Regions from separate parts of the Mus musculus genome. Here all the other regions are linked to region 3. Evidence: chromatin loops called from intact Hi-C (ENCODE). Cell type or tissue: heart. All regions are shown on one strand. Links, peaks and the distances in the headings refer to the core of each region. The heading gives the core; the rest is flanking DNA.

Region 1 (4,252 bases), core at 1,753-4,252, 73 kb after region 3:
AGAATTCAGTGCAAATTCCTCTCCTTTAAATAGGTGGTACTGAGGGCTCTTTTCAACCTGAGAGACTACAAAGGTACCTGACCCGTGAGATGCCTTGATGGTTTCTCTCTCGCTGTGGCATCCATCTCCATGAGCTTGTCTATGTGGCTTGTCTATACGGCTCACATAGCCAGCCATCTTGACTAAGCTAAGGCTTTCTTTTCTTTTTTCTGTCTTCCTTCCTTCCTTCCTTCCTTCCTTCCTTCCTTCCTTCCTTCCTTCCCTCCTTCCTTCCTTTGTTCCTGTCTTTTGTATGTGTTGTTGTTTCTTTGTTTGCTTTTCGAACAGGGTCTCTCTGTAGCTCTGGCTGTTTTGGAATCTGGCCTCTAACTCAAAGGTCCAGCTGCCTCTGCCTCCTGAGTGCTGGGATTAAAGGCACGCAGCACCCTATCTAGTGAGGTTGGATTTCTTGCTCGAGCCCCTCATAGATGATGCCAAACCTTTCCTCCACTCCTGAGGAACTATGTTATGTTATGTTATGTTATGTTATGTTATGTTATGTTATGTATGTATTTATTTATTTAATGAATATGAGCACTCTATCTGCATGTACATCTGCAGGCCAGAAGAAGTCATCAGAACACATTACAGATGGTTGTAAGCCACCATGTGATTGCTGGGAATTGAACTCGGGACCTCTGGTCGAACAGGCGGTGCTCTTATCGACTGAGCCATCTCTCCCTCCCCCAGAGGAGCTATTTCTAAAAGTTTACAGAATTATTTGAAATGAAGTTTGAAGGGATAAGAGAGAGGAGCTTCCCAAGGCCCAGGCTCCTCATCGGAGCAAGTCCCCCAGGCTCTGGGACACAGAGGATGGACCCATAACTCTTTGATTATTTTACTTGAAGGAAGACCAGTTAATCCCCCACCCAGGTCAGCAGCTATAAATGTTGACAAGATTTTGCTTGAGGCCTTATTAAGAATCTCTAAAAGCTATTGTCTCCAAACACACAGAGCCAGGCTTCCTCTTTCCATCTCTCTTCTTCCGTGGGTGGCTTCTTCTGGAACGCTGGCTCGTAGCCCTGGAGCCTGTGGTTTGGGGATTGCTGTTAGCCAAATACAACAGGGCTTGGAGAATTTGCTTTGGGTCTCAAATGGGTAAGGACTCACCCTCTGAGTAAAGCTACTGCCTCGGCCCATCTCAGCTGATGGCTTGCTACCTTCCAAGTGACCCCTCTTATCACCTTCACCCTGGCTGTTACAGAGAGCAACCACACCAACCAAACCTCTTCCCCTCTGCTGCTTTAGAGTCCTGACTGGTAGAAAATGTGGCAGCTGCATACACCCAATTTGGGCCTTCAGCAGCCTCAATGACACCCCAATTCATCGTGCTACCATGAGGGGTACAGAGCCAGACACAGGAATGAGAAACTCCTCATTCCTGTCATGAGTAGAAAGGAGATGGTATATTAGCCACTGAGTGCCCTTCTTCCTCCCAACACCTCAGGGAACGGTGCTCACAGGCTTCCCTCTCCCTCCAGCATTCAGAGTGCCCTCCTTGCCTCTTCCTGGAGTTACCCAGTGTTCTGGAATAGAGGATGCCACCCTGTAGCCTCCTCTCGGAAAGATCAGGATGTAAGAAAAATGCATCAGACCGTCTAGGGACCTGGAGAGGAGATTTAAAAATTCCTCATCAGTTTTGCTGCTTGGAAGTTGCTTCTGGAACATACAGGGGGAAAGAGTGAGTAACTGCTGAAGGCTTGAGAAATGAGCCGGTCTAGAAGGTGCTCACACCCCACACTTGGACTGCTCCAGGAAAGCAATCACAGAAAACATGGCAAAGCAGAGACACGGAACTTATTTACAAAAAAAAAAAAAAAAAAAAAAAAAAAAAAGAAAAGGAAGGAAGAAAGAAACAAAGAAAGGAGGGAGGGAGGGAGGGAGGGAGGGAGGGAAGGAAGCAAGCAAGCAAGGAAGGAAGGAAGCAAGGAAGGAAGGAAGGAAGCAAGGAAGGAAGGAAGCAAGGAAGGAAGGAAGGAAGCAAGGAAGGAAGGAAGGAGGAAGGAAGGAAGGAAGCAAGGAAGGAAGGAAGGAAGCAAGGAAGGAAGGAAGGATCAAAGGAAGAAGGGACAAAGCTGAATTACTTCCCTACATACTTTTCCCAAACCAAAGTACAAAAAGCCAGCTGTGAGCTGCTTCTGTGTGACACAGGAAGTACCACAGACCCGACTCTCAAATCTGATGATAAGGGACTGGAGGGCTAGGAGTGTAGCTGGGGGTGATGGTGTGCTTGCTTGACATGCACTGAGGCCCCAGGTTCAATCCCCAACACTGCCAGGCTCCTGGTTCTTTGTGATGACACAAAAAGATGAGTTTCTCCTGGTACCTAGTAGCTCTTTACCACAGCCTTTGGAGAGCTGTCTGTGCATGTGTGACCATAATGTAAGTAAGAAAATTTTCCTTACTTGAAAACTTCATCTGCCTCTTACCTAAAAAGTGTCAAGATACACTTTCAAAACAAACGCCTCAGCCAGTCTCCACACTGTAGTCTAAAGCAGGAATCAAGCCCAATAAGGGTGCGCTAGGACTTAAAGCCATTCTTCTAATAGCAGGCTCAGTATGACAGTAGTTTTGAGACCAGACTGGTGTACACAGTGGGTTCTAGAATGTTCAGTCAGGGTCACTTATTGAGACCCCGTCTCAACAAACAAAAAGTGCATACCAGATCACTCCATCTCTCTGACTGAAACTCTCCGGGGGCTCCCATGCCCACTGGAGGAAGCTCACTGGTATAGGTAGACACTTTGCTGAACCGGGTAGATGGAGCTGCCTAGAAGAGGTTCAGACCAGCTGAGCCACTGGGAAGGACATCCTCTGTCCTGTTGAGCTGCCTCCGAGCTGAGCAGCCCAAGCCAAGTTTCCAGCTTTCTCTTATCTCTGTGCTCATTTCCTGCTTCGGGATTTATGAATCACCAATAGGAGGCTCTTCATAGTTTCCTGCACACACTATAGGACTTTTCTCTCTTTCTGTCTTCTGCTTGCTGGGACCCTCTGGCAGGTACCCAAGCTGTGTCTCTGGAAAGCTCTCTCTAGAGCTAAGCACATCTCAACTGCCTGACTGTTCTCCTATAAGCCCTGGGCAAGTTTCTGTGTCTGCCATTTAGAATTCTATGAGTGAGATGTCCATTCATGTCTGCTACTGTGCTTTTAAACAAAACCAAAGTTTCCCATATGCAGAAATATTTTTAAATCTTACTATTATAATTTGTTCAGTGCTTTCAAATTTGGAAGAAGCTACTAGTTTTGAGAAGAAAGATCAGGTTCCGTTCATCTTTGCAATGTGGGCACCAAGTATAATAGTTGGCGCATAGGTGTGGATCTACCAAATGTCAGTTGAACAACTCAATAAATGATGGTTTTTCTCTCATGGACCTACTTACATTTTCTACCAATCCCTGATTTTCCTAAATTGCCCAACAAGACAATTCAGGATTGTTTGTCTAGGATTTGAGGTACTGAGTTCTGAATGATAAGGGTTGTGAGAAAATGTTAGTGTCTGAGAGAGGAACCTTGGGGAGACACTGACTCCTTCCTATACCTGGTGTGTAACTGACTTTTCCTGGGGAAACCTCCCCCCCCTCTCTCTCTCACACACACACACACATACACACACACACACACACACACACACACACACACACACACACACACAACTTCTCCCCACCACCACTTTCCTCACACACATACACCAGCCTACTTACCCTAGGTAGTAAGCCCATGACAGACCACCAAGTCCAACTTAATGAGCCAGGAGTTTCATTGGAGTTACATATAAGAATATGGGTGAGGGGTTACTCACAGGACCAAGAATCATTCAACGTCAGCTGCATCACCAAAGCTCACCACAGCCTTGGTGGCAGCTTACAGAGCTGGGAATGTGGAGCACCCTGCACAGCCTGCAGGCAGCTCAACAGGTCAGAGTGTCCTTTCCAGGTGGTCCAGTCTATGTAAACCTCTTCCAGATAACTTGGCTGGTTTCTGTTTCTTGTTTACAGCGTATCTTATTTAAGACTCTTCTCTGCATTTTGGCTTGTCTGAAGGTGACTGTTCCTTGGCTTTACTGTTTATAAATTCTTGGGGGGTGGGTACCTAGTAAATCTACTCAGTTTCAGGGATTTCCTGAAGCTATTTTGAGTTGTTTACTTCCTGTCCCGATGAGCTTTTCTGCAGGATTGGGCATTTCGGTCTTGAGGAAACTGCTACACAAGACCTG
Region 2 (4,252 bases), core at 1,753-4,252, 52 kb before region 3:
TATCTGACGTGCTGGAGGACTCCAGCTGGAAGTGGCGAATAAAGAGGGAACACACAGATGAGTATGCCATGAGCTGCTGCAGATACACACCCTAGGGGGTGACATCGAGTCCTCAGTCACACAGGCACCTGTTGGAGCTGCTTCAGGCTGATGCTCCTGAGGTATTCAAAACACTCCCACTCTGCAAAAAAAAAAAAAAGTCCAGCTTCCTGCATGGGTCAAGCTTCTATTCTAGAGAGCACACCTAGCTGCTGTCAGAAATGATCAATAACATGAAAATATTTGCTTGTGGGTGGCCTTAGTCCAGCTGAGAATGTCAGGGTGGAGACAAGGATGGCTCCAGGGCCTGCCTGTCATGATTCTTTCAGACTTTCCTAGTCCAGAACTTGGAATCTACTGCATTCACATCAGCTGGCTTGCACACAGTCCACAGGACTCAGAACTACTGAGCCCACCCCCCTCTGACTTGCACACAGCCCAGCACCTACACCTTCTGACCTGCACACAGCCCACTTGACCCGATCACAGACTTCTCAAGCACTCCTGTTTCACCACCTTCTGGTCTTGGGTCCCAGATGAGCGTCCCTTGTCTGCGTGTGTTCAACCATCAACCAGCCATAAGAGTTCCCTCCAAATAAAGCCTCCACTAATCCCTTTACTTCAGATTACTCTCCACAGTGCTCATGGGGACTGGTGATTGTCACTCTTCAAGTTAGAGGCTTTGACAGGGCAGTAAGATCCACATGCTCCTCTGAGATTTGGTCTCAGCTTGATTAGAAAGCTCTGTGGAGCCAGTGGGCACTGGCTGGCATTATGTGGGACAATTGATTTACTGTGAGGGAGGGGGCCCTGGGGACTTTAGTTCAATGTGTTGATTGATGAGATGAAACACGAGGCAACTTTAACTCAAAAGCCTTCTCTCTATGGAGGGACACTGCAGGCCAGACAAGGCGAGCTGCTCAAGACTGAGAACATCCACGATGGCTCTCCCTGGCCCCAGCCCCATCCTTGCTCCTTAGTCTGATAAAGCTTCAGTGATGCTTTTCAGGCAAGGCTGGGCAGAGGCTGCAGAGCACAAGGACTCCCAGCCATAGTGCTAAACAGATACAAAACCCAGAGCACCCTCCACTCTCTGAACCTTAGATTTGGTACACTCGCCCAGCAGACATGGCTGCAGTGCCTGGAGCAAGTGTTCCAATGACTCCGTCTATTATTTAAAAGTTATAAAATGAGATTAGAACAGTTACTGAAATATATCCTATCTCCCTATCTTTACAGAGGCATATTGTAAGAGCCAAAAACTCCAATTCTAGCTTAAAATTCTCAAATTCCAGGAATTTTGCCCCAGAACTTGGTAGCAGAAGAGAAGCGTGCCTCTGGCCCATACCCAGGCCCTTTCTTTTCCCTCCTCCTTCAATAACCTTGTCTGCAAGAAGCCTCAGATGCCCACACAGGCACACATCTGGACGTATGGTTCAAAGTCAAAGCTATTTTCCAAATCCCCTGAGCACTGCTGCCCGCTTGCTCACTCTGATCCTAGCAATGTGTACTGCTGTAGCCCAACCCAGATTCTCAAAGACAGACCTGAGGAAAGGCCCGGGCAGGTCCTAAAAGCACCCATCTGTGTTTCATTGGGGAATCTGGGAGCCCTCGGTATACAAAAGAGAGTCCACAATATGAACTTACTGACTCCTTATGACTGTGGAGACAGGCATGGCCCTGTAAAGAGTGGGGCTCATCTTTCCCAGACATAAGGGTGGAACTACTGCACCGGCACCAGCCTTAGGGGTTAAGATGCCCTGAGGGGTTAGGGTTTGGAAGCTTGCCCTTCCTTATCTACCCAAGGGCAGATGGTGACATTCAGAAGGTCCATGGCCATTCCTCTGCCCAGCTCTTGGATAGCAAGAGCCTTGTCTTGTCACTATTGATAGCAACTAGCACTGTCCTCCAAGGCCTGCATATTCACAAGGTGTCTTCATCATTCCGGCTGTGGTATGCGAAGTGAAAGCCATGCAGTTCCCATCTCTAAAGCAGACACTTGTATACAGCAGGAGGCCCTGAGTGGGCAAAGTCTTGAGTGGATTTGTATTGTTGATACAGGTACAGTCATGTCTAGGACCCCATAGCCTCAGGCTCAGAGAGAGAAATGGCAAAGCCTTCCTCAAGGAGCCAAGTGTGCAAGTGTGAGCACTGACAGTGTGTGCAAAAAAAGTCCACCATAGCCTCCTACCCCTTCCAGATACTCATGACTTGAAGACTGCTCCCTTACAGAGACTGTCCTATGAAGAGTAGCTAAACCTACGTCGTTGGTGTGGCTGAGTACCATTAACCCTGTTTTTTTATTCAGCTATTTGCAATAACCATGCCTCCCCTTTCCACTCCGTGTAATAAACACACTAGACTTCTGAGAGACGGTGGCTTCTCCAGCAGAGAGCACAGACCACCAGATCCCAGCCCTCTGTCTGTGTGCCAGTCTGTCAGACTATTCTTCATTCCTTGCCACAGCGGTCAGGTCAGATTCTGGAGCTAGACTGGATGTGGCAAGCGTGAGCCGAACCATTTCCAAAGTCACGGAAGCCAGTGATTTGTGGCTCCCAAGAGCCTCACTTTTTTTTTTTCTTTGCAATCACAGGTTCTCAACCACGAGCATTAAAATCTTCTAGGAGATTTTAAAAAGTTCCAGCACCCTGACCCTCCTCAAAGAGACCCCACTCAGTTGTTCTGGGATGCTGCAGGAAATCTCTCTGGGTGAATGTCATGGACGGCCAGGGCTGGGAACCACAGTTGGAACGGGATGGAAACAACTCCCCCAACACCACCCCCCTTACTCACAGTGGAGCAAGACAGATGCCTGGCCCAGACACGCAACAGCTGTAGGCCAGGCTAGACACCCAGATCCACGGCGGGGGTCCTTTGCTTACTCTCCAGGAAGAGGGGAATAAACAGAGCCCATTTCCTGGCCTCCCAGCTCCTCACCTCCTCATCCAATTTCCCAGGCTCCAGCTGAAAGCCCAAGGGAGAGGAGGCAGAACAGGCAGCTGTCTAATCTAGGTGGATTTTCTCAGGGGTGGGGGAGGCTGATTTTGGCTCCAGTCTTCCTCTTTCCTCACAGCTGGAGCTGGAACAGCCTGAGAGAGTGGGGCAGCGAGCCCAGCTGCTGGCTGTTGTTCCCCTGTTATCTCTCTCTCCTGACAGCTGCAAATCTGTTGCGGGGTGTGTATGTCCATCCAAGTGTGAGAGCATATTCCAGCAGAGAAAAACAAGATGGGAGCGTGAGGTTTCCTGCTCCACCAGAATCAGCACCTCTTAAGCCCTTTCCGAACCCCCCCCCCACTTCCCCTAGCCCATGTGATGCCTCTCCCTTCCAGCAAGCATCCGTGAGCACCCGGCATCCCTCTCTCTCTCACTGTGATCAACAGTGACAATTGCTACCCTCTGGCTAAGTGAATACCATGCACTCAGGTGGTTTCCTAAGTGTTGGAGGCTGGAGGTTCGATTCAACTCTCAGAACAGCTCTAGGATGGTGGCACACATCAGCATTTCTGTCTTGCACGAGGAAGCCAGGAGCAGAGTCAATATTTAACGTGAGCTCACATAGCTGCAGAGATTCTGATGCAGCCTACGGCCCTGCCCCAGTTCTGTTCTGCCTCCTGGCAGTGATTGGTAAGGAAGAACCACTCCAGGAGAGCAAGACCAATTTTGCCTCTGATGTCTTGTGTAAGTTTATTGTCTATATTGGAACTCTTCTTGGACAGTGTTGGCTGAACCTCTAAGTCACAGAGGTGAAGTACCTGTCGTTGTCCCCCAAAGTGCTGCTTCTGAAGCCCTGAAGGACCATTACCTGACAGGAGAATTACAGAGTGCAGCAGTGTAGGACTGGGCCCCAGAGATAACAGCAATATGCAAAAGAACAGAACAGAGTCCCTGATGGTTTGGCCACATTCATAGACCTGTCCCTCCCAGGTGCTGTCATTTGCTCATTGGAAGCACAGGTGCACTGGGCAGTTTGCTCAGGGTTTGCTAGATTGTGTTGACTGACCATATGTCACTGTCCTCGAGGAGGACTCAGAGGAACACTGCCACGATGGCAGGTAGGTACCTGAACACATCTTATCAGCCAAGCCTTTGAAGCTTTTGGTGTTGGGTGTTTTCTCCTGAGCTTACTGGCCGAGGACTTGGATAGGTGCTGGGATGGGGTCATCTGCTGAGAGGAGAGTGACAGTGAGCAGCCAAGAGCTTGACCTCAGCTGCC
Region 3 (6,022 bases), core at 1,637-4,136:
GACTGGCTGGTATGAGAAACTACGTTTCAATCTTTTCGAAGCCAGAGGTCTGAAATCAGGGCATGTGGTCTGTGTGGGGTTCTGGTGTGTGTTTACCTGGTTCTAGAGCGGTGGTCCTCAGCCTTTCTAATGCTGCGGCCCTTTAATGCAGTTCCTCATGTTGTGCTGACCTCCAACCATAAAATTATTTTGTTGCTACTTCATAACTGTAAGTTTGCTACTGTTAGGAGTCCTAGTGTAAATATCTGATATGTACGTGATCCCTGTGAAGGGCCACAGCTTGATGACTGCTGCTCTAGAGAGACTGCAGGTCTGTGGTATCCTTATTAGAAGGAAGAAGGGGAGAACATTGCCTGAAGGCTCTCAACTCAGAGCATTAATCCTGTTCACGAGGCCTTTACCCGTGTGACCTAATTGCCTTCCACAGGCCCCATTGCCTAATACCATTACATTGATGCTTAGGACTTCAACCTATGAATCATGGGGTGGGGAGACACAAAGATTCATTTTATCACCCCCTAACACACACCCGTTATCAATTTAACCAGCAAAGATGCTCAAATTTACACTCCCTATGGGAGGGTTACTCACAGCAACATGTAAGGTCAATTAATTGCCCCAGACACTTGGTAACACCCAAAGAAAGGGCCTTAAAGGAACTTCCAGGAATTTCAAGTTTATAAACCGTGTTTGCTCTGATCGTCTCTGTCAACTCAAAAAGTCAAAAGGGTTAATATCATCTAGCCAAAGGCAGCAGCCATACCCATACAATGAAAGGCTGTGACCATATGGTGTCACACTTCCCTTGTCACAGCACCTGTCTCTCAGAGCTTTCCTCACAGTCACTCTGTCTTCAGAGGACTCTTGTCCACCCCTCAAGGTCCCTTCTACAAGCTTCTTTGTGGTCTTCTCTGACCTCACAGAGAACAGACCTCACCTTTATCTTGGCCCCGGCTTCCATGATGTTTCTATCATGTTGATCACATACTTCTTCCTTGGTCAAGTTTGAGTGCTCCTGGTGGCAAGAACCACGTGTCATGTCGCTTTGTATTGCCTAATATTCACTAAAAATCTCAGGATTCATTGAACTATGGAAACCTTATGTTCTTTATGTTTTTGGTTACTTGGCTAGTTTTGTTTTTGTTTTCAAGACACGGTTTCCATATGTAGTCCTGAAACTTGCTCTGTAGACCAGGCTGTCATGGACCTCATAGATCTTCCCGCCTCTGCCTCTCGCGTGTTGGGAATAAAGACTTGAGCCACCATGCTCAGCTTGATGACCATCTTAAAATCTGGGAAGAAGAGTTCCACACCCATGCAATCATCCCCAGTGAGCACACTTGGGAAGGCTCTGCAAACTTTAAACACTGGTGGCAATTGGGCACAGGAGTGGGGAGGAGCGATGCTCTCTGTACCCACTATGTGTTATCAGAACTGAGCTGGCACAAGGGGAAGGCAGAATGAGCCTTGTTATATCGTGCTTGGTTTTGTTTCCATATTCCTCTAGAATCTTGATAGATCCGCACGCTGGCTTTGGCCCTAGATCTTGATACCAACGGTGTTTCCTTTGGTCTTGGTGGGTCCTTCCTCGCTGAGAGCAAGCATCTCCCAAGTGCACTGCAGCCTGCACCTGGGAGCCCAGACAAACTCTTTGCACAACCAAAGAGTTACTCTGGTTCCTTGGGATTCCAATAGGGTTTATCGAACACCACCCAGGGCTAGTCAGTAGTCAGTGAAATGGCCTTTCCCAAGTCTTTCATTTAACCAGTCTCTTGCTTGCTCACTCTCTTGCTCACTCACTCATGTGCTATTTCAGCCTACCGCTTGCCTTTGTATAAAGGAAGAGTCATAGCACGACCCTGGATAACTATCCAGGCTGCCGCAAGGCTCTGTAAATATTCTTTCTCAGAGGAGTGCACAAAAGTAGCATTCAACCAGACTCTAAGGAGCAGCTTCCGGCTGAAGGCCAGGTGTCCTTCAGGAGGATGGGATGGGCTTTCCTTGCTGAGAACAGCTTGTGAAAATGCTGCGGTGATGTACAAGTTGCTTAGAGTGTCTCTGTGGCAAAGGAAACTGCGCATGGGCAGAGATGAAACCAGGGCAGGCACCGGAAAGAGGGGGACTTGGGAGCCCACTGTTAACAGATGCTGGGGAAGACTATCTCCCGGCTCCCAGGCAGGCCATCGCTCACTGGATCCACTGCTCTGCCTGGTATCCAGGCATCATCACCTTGGCAAGTTGCTGGATGCAGATGGCTTGCAGACATGTCCCCTGCACAGCCTTTTTGGCAGCTGCTGATGGGACTCTAGAGCTGGGACTAGAGATCCCCCAGATCGCGCAGCAAGCCGTGCGAGCCCTTCCCTGCCGTGGTTAATTTTCACTTTTCCACAAGGACGCGCCCTCGGAGGAGACCAGCCGCGGAGCAGCGCCTGCTGGGGACCACATGCCTCCCCAAGGGCGGGTGCTCTGCTTTGAGCCCTGAAGAAGCCAGGCTGCGAGCATGTCGCCACCGCAGCCGATCCAGATGCCGCGGGCCTCCGGGAGGCTGTGCGCGTGGGCCGGCCTCGCGTGCCGGGAGCCCCCTGCCCACATGAAAGCGCGCGGCGGCTTCCCGGGGCGCCCGCACCGCCAGCGCCAAAGCCGCGCCCCCGCCCGCAGCCACGCGCTGGAGCGGGGCGCACAAAGGAAATGGCAAGGGCGTGAGTCACCAGGAGGCTCGGCGCTCCCCCGCCCTCCCCGGGCTGCAGACCCACAAGGAGACCTTTGTGCCGCCCTCTGGAGGACAACCGGCACCCGCTGCGGGGAGGCAGGCATTTCAGGGCGCCGAGTAATGCTGGGGAGACAGGAGGAGGCTCTACAAGAGGAGGGAGCGACTTTTGTGACCCACAAGTCTGCAACGCCTGCGCCCAGATCACCCTGTGCGCAGGCTCAGAGAAGCTAGTCATCTTGCCCCCTCCCACAGACCCACCTTGACTTTGTTTTGCCGGGTTGTCTTCTTACCATGGTGTGAGAGACTTACTTTTCCTGTGCCGTTCCGAATTGAGATTGAGAGGTGCTAAAACTATGTTCCATAGTGGATGGAGGGTTGGACGGAATAAGTCATTTGTACAGATTGAACTATTAGGAGCTCGTCCAGTGTCTCCAGTTTTCAAGCAAAAGAAATGTAAGCTCAGAGGGACATACTCTTCCTGGCTTGGTGTATTTTTACTGTGTGGCCTTTGGGTGGTTCAGGGAACACCCCTCGGCCTGACTGACAAGAAAGGTTAGGTTAGTGGAAACCTGCAAGCACAGATAGGTAACACCCCAGGGTACTCACTAGGACCCATAAAAGAAATCAGAGGAGCAGCAGCCAGGGCTCCAAGCATTAGGACAGGTCACAATTACAGGCATGAGAGGGAGGTAAGCGTAAGCTTTTGTTGGCCATGAATGTTTAATCTACTTGGCCCCAGGAAGGGATTGTTCCAGACAAAGGTGATTGGGAAGTCTGGGTCCTCTAGGACACAGTGTTGGTAACTGACTGGTCATGGGCCATGTGACAGAAACTTAATAAAAGCCTACAGACCCAGGTACTCTTTGGGGACCTTGAAGGCCTCAGCATCTCAGCACCACATCCCACCCACTCACTCCCAGAGCCCGCTTTCAGTTACTGAGAAACTAGGGTGCCAAATGATCTGAGGTTTTCTACCTGTGAAAAGACAGTGCTTTGCCACATTCAGGAGCGCGTGCACGCACGAGCACACACACACATATACAAACCATCTATAAACCTCCTTCCCATGGGGAAGACAATGACCTGCCACCACCCACTAAGATTCCTACAGAATGGACTCACAATGTGCACAGACTAGGCTCTGAAGTCTCTCTTTCTGCAATTCTTGTGCTGATTGCCCTCCAATGCTCCAAGTTAAACAGCAGGCTACTGTGCAGACAAGCTGGTACAGCACACACTGGAGCCCACGCTCAGGATGTACCATTGGGAGTCAGACGGTGCAGATGCCATCCATCTGAGGCCAGGCATCCCCTGCCTCTGGTGTTGGTTAATTTCCCAACAGAAGACAGCTTTGACTTAAGGATGGCTGTCACCCTCAAAGCTTACTAAGTTATTCAGAGTTTAAAGATGAGGAATCCAGGGGGACAATCTACACCCAAAGCCAGTGGCTGAGCAGTCGTGCCTCGATTCCAACCCACTCGATCAGCTGTGCCCCTGCCTGGACACTATTCACAATAAGGGGAAAGGCTAGCAACTGCATAGAGGGCTTGCTGGAAGAGGAGCAAAGTGCTTGACATTTGACATGCATCTTCCTGTAATCCCCACAGCAACACTGTGAGATTGTTCTGACCCACATTTACACTCACAGGTGAGGGTTACGATGCAATCCACAAGGAAACATGCCCATGCGAGGTCATGTGGTTACTGAATACAGGAGCTGGCATTCCGAGCAGTGTGCCTGCCTCTCTGAGTTTCTAACCATGCCCCTCCTGGGCTGAGCAAAGCAAGATATGTCCGGTAATTAAACCCTGCTTCTTGTGGTTCTTCTGCCCTAGAGAAGAACAACTCTCTAATTGGGAAAGGGCACAGCAAATGCACTGTCAGGTTACCAGAGTTTTCCAGAGTCTTGGCCTTGACTTTGGCAGTTAAGGGATCAGTTTCCGGGAGAGGAACAGGTTCGGGCAGTCTGATTTAGAATGACTCAGTCTGCAAGGACTGCGCCAAACTCAATGAATTGATTCACCTGTGAGATAATTCTGCCCAGAAAGATTGTAGCTAAGAGCACTGGCTTTGGAGTAGGAGGCAGCTGTGTTTGAACTTCTCTTCCTCATGGCCCAGCTCTGTGACCCCAGACATCTTAGTCACTCTTTCCCACTTACCTTCGGACACTGAATAATGACATCTCCTGTGATGTCTGAGCCTTAAATAGAATGCTGTACATGAAATGGCTAGTGGAGTGGTTGGAGCTTAGTGCTTGCCCAACACATGGCAATTCTTACAATCTTTGTTAAGAATTGTGTTTGGAAACTAGGTTTGGCCATTGGATAAGATCTCTTCTGACCAGTAGGTAGTCCCTTCCCCCCTTCACTCACTCACACACACACACACACACACACACACACACACACACACACACACATCTCGCTCAGAAGGATACTGGAAGCCCTCAATTCAATGGAGGGGCCATAACTGTACTAGTGGCACCCACGCCTTTCCATGTCACCCCAAAGCATTTCCATTCAAATGTCTAATGCTGTTTCTGGACTCAGAGCTCTGTCTTCCCCTGGACAGAGCGGCTCAGAGCAACACTGACCAGCCCTGACCTCTCTGCTAACTTCCTGTGGTAAACTCCGGTTCTCCCTGTGAGGCCCTGGTCACATAGACCTTCGCCTGTGAGACTATATCATCTGCCCAGGGACTGACCACATGCCAACCAGGCATCAGCACATCTAGCCTAAGGAGTCCCAGCCATGAGAAACACAGCTGGTTTCTCTTTCTGAGGTTGAAGTCTATTGGGACAAAAAGCAGGCACAGAAGCCAACCCAAGTCATTCCAGCTCCTGCCAATTGTCAGGAGGAATAAAAGCATGATGTGACAGAGAGCCCTGGAGGGAGAAGTGACTAGAAAAGGCCTCTCTGAGGAGGTAGCATTTAGCCTGAGGCCTGAAGGACAAGGGGGAGCCAGCCCTGCCAAGATCTGGGAACACGGGGTTCCTGGCATAAGGAGCAGCTTTTCCCTTCGGAGGAGGGAAAGAACTCGATGTGTTTCTCATGATCCGACCAGGATGGAGCAGATGGTGGAAGAGTGGGGGAGGAAGAACCGTGGCTGTCAGAGGCAGCCTCCCTCCTCTGTGCACCGTTCGCCCAGCTGGATGTTTGATGTGAGAATCAGACTCCTTGACATTTATTGAACACCTACTCTGTGCGGAGCGCTGTGCGGGCGCTTTCTGTCTTCCTCCTTATTAAATCCTCCATCTTCCAACCACCTCTCTGTTTATGCAATGGCTCCATGGATGCCCTTGTCCTAGGTGCT

Evidence for each region. Peaks named below come from ENCODE experiments on the same cell type or tissue, not always from the same donor. Only the 100,000 strongest peaks of a DNase experiment are listed, where the experiment ranks them.
Region 1: a loop joins it to region 3, with 1.8 times the contacts of the local background. A loop is called at or near these places in 2 of 42 quality-filtered maps.
Region 2: a loop joins it to region 3, with 3 times the contacts of the local background. A loop is called at or near these places in 6 of 42 quality-filtered maps.

The regions. Positions count from the first base shown.
Region 1 is chr16:29,884,029-29,888,280 of GRCm38, forward strand. No RefSeq gene overlaps it. Among named protein-coding and RNA genes, the nearest start is that of Gm52263, 2.5 kb to the right of the region's middle. In heart, for the core only: CTCF peaks have their summits at 2,925 and 3,125; a DNase peak (open chromatin) is centred at 2,893; H3K27ac peaks cover 1,297 bases.
Region 2 is chr16:29,759,009-29,763,260 of GRCm38, forward strand. No RefSeq gene overlaps it. Among named protein-coding and RNA genes, the nearest start is that of Gm46567, 52 kb to the right of the region's middle. In heart, for the core only: no CTCF peak of the experiment used is centred there; a DNase peak (open chromatin) is centred at 3,033; H3K27ac peaks cover 571 bases; H3K27me3 peaks cover 1,733 bases.
Region 3 is chr16:29,811,465-29,817,486 of GRCm38, forward strand. It overlaps Gm46567 (predicted gene, 46567), which reads left to right and starts at 2,086. Exons shown (of 1, transcript NR_164311.1): 1 at 2,086-3,569. In heart, for the core only: a CTCF peak has its summit at 2,778 (motif pointing left); a DNase peak (open chromatin) is centred at 2,717; H3K4me3 peaks cover 1,326 bases; H3K27ac peaks cover 2,218 bases; H3K27me3 peaks cover 570 bases.